2 separate regions of the Homo sapiens genome follow, and region 2 is linked to region 1. A link is a loop called in an ENCODE intact Hi-C map of the cell type or tissue named here. Cell type or tissue: IMR-90. All regions are shown on one strand. Links, peaks and the distances in the headings refer to the core of each region. The heading gives the core; the rest is flanking DNA.

The links. Hi-C counts contacts between places; a loop is a spot of excess contacts. Peaks named below come from ENCODE experiments on the same cell type or tissue, not always from the same donor. Only the 100,000 strongest peaks of a DNase experiment are listed, where the experiment ranks them.
Region 2: a loop joins it to region 1, with 6 times the contacts of the local background. A loop is called at or near these places in 13 of 110 quality-filtered maps.

The regions. Positions count from the first base shown.
Region 1 is chr2:166,418,263-166,421,090 of GRCh38, reverse strand. The region is part of intron 20 of SCN7A (sodium voltage-gated channel alpha subunit 7); the gene reads left to right. Among named protein-coding and RNA genes, the nearest start is that of SCN9A, 44 kb to the right of the region's middle. In IMR-90, for the core only: a CTCF peak has its summit at 1,314 (motif pointing right); a DNase peak (open chromatin) is centred at 1,340.
Region 2 is chr2:166,360,150-166,362,977 of GRCh38, reverse strand. All of the region lies in intron 1 of SCN9A (sodium voltage-gated channel alpha subunit 9), which reads left to right. Among named protein-coding and RNA genes, the nearest start is that of SCN9A, 14 kb to the left of the region's middle. In IMR-90, for the core only: a CTCF peak has its summit at 1,547 (motif pointing left); a DNase peak (open chromatin) is centred at 1,127; H3K27ac peaks cover 308 bases.

The DNA.
Region 1 (2,828 bases), core at 143-2,642:
ACAGTATTAATACAACAAAAACTTTACGTTTCATTGCTTAGAAATAGAGAGGAATAGGTATGTTTATTAAGATTCTAGGTTCTTATTCCTCATAAAGTATAAAAACCAATACAGACAAGTAAAAGAAACTAGTATTTGAGAGAGAAAATATAGTTTTAAAAATATATTTCTACCCCATATACATATGCATATTACCAAAATTGTCTCCATTTTAAAAATACGGTTGTCAGAAAATGAAACTTGGATCAGTTAACAAACTTTAAAATTATACAAACATTGTATACCCTAAGTGGTTACTCACTGAATGAAAGAAAAGTTTGAATTTTAAGATAAATTTACTTTTTTAATGTCACAATCACAAGTGATGATTTCTTACCTCTCCTGTCTTCATCACTCACATGTTAAAACCTCTTCTGAACAATGTAAAGAAAATTAATAGATTGAATATTATAAAATGGCCAATGTCTGAAAAATGTAAAGAAAATAGATTGAATATTATAAAAGGCCGGTGTTCAATCTTTTGTACCTGAAATGGAAATCCCATAATGCTCGACCTAATAGAAAAAAATGGAGTCTGTGACCACCACAAGTAGTATAAGTATGTAGCTATACAGTGACCCATTGTATACAGAAATGGGAGAATACGTTCAAATGTACCTTTTATTTTATAATACATTTATGTGTTTTTGCATTTTTATTTACATAGATTTTTTTCATATCAGTCTGCCACTTTAATTACTACGTAATATCACATATTCATTGCTATGGTAGAATCCAGTGAGAAAATTATTAACGTTTAACCTTTATCCCTATAGTTTATTGTATTATGTGTTACATTTAAACTGTTATTAATTAAGAAACCATAACACTTAAACTCCTTCCACTTGGTGAAATGTGGATGTTTATTTTTCTCTATAAATACAAACAGAAATATAAATGATTTTAAATATGTATTTTATTTAAAAAAATAATTTCAGAAATTTTAATAATTTCACTTTTATGATTGTGTAAAGTACTTAAGTACATTAGTTATATTTGTATATGTATACTTAGCCCGTGATTCATTATAATATTCTTGTAATTCATACAAATGTATCGTTGACTCATTATAATAGTACTTAGGCCTGATCTATCTGTTTCTTAAATACATTTGATTTATTTGTGTTGGGAAATTAATATTTTGATTATGTAGTAAATACATAAAATTCCAAATGTGGCAAAATTCCAATTATACACCTCAAAAACAAAAAATCTAAAATAGTAATTGTAACATATAATAAGAAACAGACTTCATTTAACCATATCATGAAGATCCACAAGGTGGTGATATTGCCCAGTGCTTTTAAACCAAAATAAGGTGGCAAATAAGCTGAAAATAAGGTGGTTGAATGGTTTGATAAGATTGAAGTTAAAATGACAAAACAGCCTAGGCACGGTGGCTTACACCTCTAATCCTAGCAATTTGGGAGACCGAGGCCAGCAGATTGCTTGAGCTCAGGAGTTTGAGACGAGCCCGGGTAACACAGTAAGACCCTGTCTCTACAAAAAATACAAAAATTAGCCAGGTGTGGTGTGTGCAAGTGTAGTCCCAGCTACTTGAGATGCTGAGGTGAGATGAGGTGAGAGGATCACCTAAGGCTGGGAGGTCGAGGCTGCAGTGAGCCGAGATTGCTCCACTGCACTCCAGACTGGGTGACAGAGTGAGACTGTCTCAAAAAAAAAAAAAAAAGACAGCCACATTTCCAGTATAAATACAGTTTAGTGATAGGAAAACATTATAGAATATTCTGACATGTAAACTACAGAGGGCCTATTTACTCAAAATACACATGCACACACACACACACCCCCCTAAGTAAATATGTAACTAAAATAAACTCTTTTTTATTTTCAAAAAACGGGATAATACCAGTTCTTTTTCCTAATAAGTTTAGACATATAGGGAGGAAAAAAAAGTAACAAAATCAGCAAGTTGTCTGCCCCAATTTAGAGAAAAGGAGGAAGAGATTTGCCAGGGAAACTGACTCTGTCAGAAATTAGGCCCTGTACCATTTAATGCTGTACATTCATTAGAATGGCAATGAAACAATGGCTGTGGACAATTCAAGGTCAGGAAAATAGTAGCCATGCTTAGGTCAAAGTCAGGTTCAGACCTGAAGCCTCATCTCCACCTCTGGAAGTTCTGTAAATTATCTCTGAAGATATATCATTGAGTATATTAGGAAGTTACATGCTTACAAAATTAATGATTTATGTATTTAATAAGTTTAAGGTCTTAGGTGCTGTCTACTTTTCAAATATATGTGTCAACTATATCCACTCTTTTTATTCTTTATATGTAGATTTTCTAAAAGACATGGCATTTTTCTTCAGCAGAACAATTAATGGACCTTTCAAAATATTTAAAAGTATTAACAAAAGATCTGTGATCTAGTTTTAGAAATAAAAGTGTTACTGAAATCATAGTTAAAAGCCTAAATATTAATTCAAAGACAGGCAACTATGGAACATAAGGAAGAGTATGCAGGCAAAAGGATTAGTATCTAGTAATGGCTGAAGGAAGGGAAGGTTAGAATGGTAGAAAACAGAATCAGTGGTGCCTCAGGAAGAAAGTGAAAGAAGGTCAGGAGAGGGAAATCAAAAGTATAAAATTAAGAGAGGCCAGGCACAGTGATTCACGCCTATAATCCCATCACTTTGGGAGGCCGAGGTGGGTGGATCACCTGAGGTCAGGAGTTCAAGACCAACCTGACCAACATGGTGAAACCCCGTCTCTACTAAAAAAAAAAAAAAAAAAAAAAAAAAAGCCTGGCGGGGTGGCGTGTGCC
Region 2 (2,828 bases), core at 158-2,657, 58 kb after region 1:
GGTGACTATTTATGGAAACTCCAGGTCACTAAGTAAATTTTGCATTTTCATGAAAATATGACATATGGACATTTAAAAAAATGAACAGGTCAATTCATCAGTTAGAATAATAAAAAGAAGTCTGTAAATAAAAGTTAAGCACCTTTGTCATTGAATTGTTGTGAACCGTTTTTGCCTATGCACTTGCTTTATCTCAGAATCCAAGCCTCCTGGTCAAAGTTATATTCCTAATAAATTTAAAAATAATAATTTAATAATTTTAATTCCTTCTGGAATATAAATTTGATCAGGAGTCTTGGATTCTGAGATAAAGCAAATGTTTAGGCAAAACACTTCCTTCTGGAATATAAATTTGAGGAAGGATAGGAATTATTTTCTTCCTATTCATTTGTGATCCTGTGATTGTTATCTAATTTGGAATATTCTTCATGACTCCAATCCTATTTATATCTGTGAGGTTCTGAAAATTCTGCCCCAAAATGGCAGAAAGTAAGAAATACTATCACACATTTAATTCACCCTTAAAAAAATAGCCATACCCTTTATCTTTGAATATATTTTTAACAACAACAACAGAAAGAGAATGCATTTTAAACAATATCACATGAGTTTCATCATATTCCCAGATTATGGTGAGGGTTCCTAGATACCTTGCCATAATCACAGCCTTTAGTTCCAAGAGAGAGCAGAGAAATAAGAAACACAGGAAGTCATATCTATGAACATGTTAGTTTGCAAAAGGTTTGTTAGTAAACTCATGTTATTTATACCATAGTACTTTACCATCTCCAGATGAATTTCCACTAAATAAACTGTTCCTTTAGACTCCTCAAACCAGATTACCCCCTTCCTTTGCTAATATAGATTCTCAAACAATGTCTTCATCAAAAATCTTATGAGTAGATGTCACTAGTTTTGACAATGTCCACAAATGTTCCAAAGAATACTTTGGCATGCATGCTTCTTAACTCACTTATTTTGATATTGAATTAAAGGGCTTTTAACAATTCCTGCCCCATCAGGAATATTTCATCAGCAGCTGTTACTGTGCTTGGATTTTGCCTTCTTGAATGAATACCTAGTCTTTTCTCACTTTAGCATTAAGTTCTGGAGCATCCGCTGCTAATGAAAAATCCTCTGACTCATGCTAGAGCATTTTCATTTTTTTAAAAAAACAATGTTCCTTGTATCTTGCTGGCTATTGCCTAAGCTCATTATTTTAAACTTTTGCATAATTCTGCTCAGTCCTAGAGGGTCATCATTACTGTCAATGATTAAACTTTTATGCACTTGCCACATTTATTATTTTCTTACTTTCGATCATTTTATTATTTTTCTTTGGTTCCCATGATATTCCAATGTTTTTGTTATTAAATCTTTCAACATCCTCGGTGTGTTCAGTGTATCCACATTTATCAAACCTGATGGATTTAAGAATTTATATAACCTTGAAAGCAAGGCCCACATCCTGTAGACACTGAATAAACTAATGAACTTTGTATTGGCAGGACTAAAATGGCTGTGTGTGGCATATATTGCCACCTGTTGGTAGAAGGCAATGTAGTCTTGGTTTTGCTATAAGCATACATTTTAGTCTTTAAAATATTCTGAGTTGAAAGCTCCCTAAGAAGAAAAGGTTTTGTATATGCAATACAAAAGCTTTTCTATTATAAAGTAAGCAAATATATTCTCGTTCCTAAGAACATTAGCTTTAGGTATACAAAATCAACTTAGAAGAAAGTTGCTAAAATCACTAATAATAACAGTTACAATGTATTGTGCACTGAAAGTGTAACAGGAAATGTGCTAAGTTATTAAAATTCAGTGTCTAATTTTTTCCACTAAAATAACCTTAAAGGATTATCATTTTCAGCTCCGGTTTGCTATATAAGAACTGAGCTTTAGAGAAGTTAATTAAATTCCCCAAGGACATAAGCTAGTAAGCAGTAGAGATGGGATGTGAACCCATGCCTCTCTCACTCTGGAGCCATGAATTTAACAACTGGGTTATGCTGTCTTACTATTTTACTGCAGATCTATATTTTAAATTAAAGCCATAAACATGTTTGGCAAGATAAAACATAGGTAACAAATATACTCCACATAAGATTTTCGTAAGGTTTTGTGTTTATTGGCCAACTCATGGCTTATTATTTAAAAATTTCAGTCTGTATAGGGAAGAAGGATAATAATCTTGCTGTTATTTATTTAGCCTAGGCACTGTGGTAGGCACTTTACCAAAACCATTTCTATTCTACATGATAACTTTATAAGACAGATATATTTCTCTCTTTCATTTATGGGGAATTTGCATAATGCTGCAGAGCTAATTATATGGAATAAACAGGAAATTCAAACCTAAGTCTGCCTGGTGCCAAAGTTATTACTATGCACTTTCTCCTAAATCATGTTGATGTTTTGAGGGAAGTGGATACATGTATAATAATATTGGAAATACATTTTCTCTCTAATTATTTAAATAAGGGTATAGAACCTGTTCTGCAGCCATAAGTCTGTGATAATTTTGTGCTCTCAATAAAGTCTTAACTAACAGAGAGATGGGATTTAACGTGAACTAAGAAGTATTTTCTGTCTTCCTTTATACATGCTGTACAGATAAGACTTTATGAATTTTTTATTAAAACGTTCAGATATGCCAGCAAATGTTGACACTAATCTTAAGTTTTCCCAGGGTAATACACTTCTTAAGATTATAAACTTTAATTTCTTTTTTTTTTTTTCTTTTTTTTTTTTTTTTGAGACAGAGTTTCGCTCTTGTTGCCCAGGCTGGAGTGCAATGGCCCGATCTCAGCTCACTACAATCCACC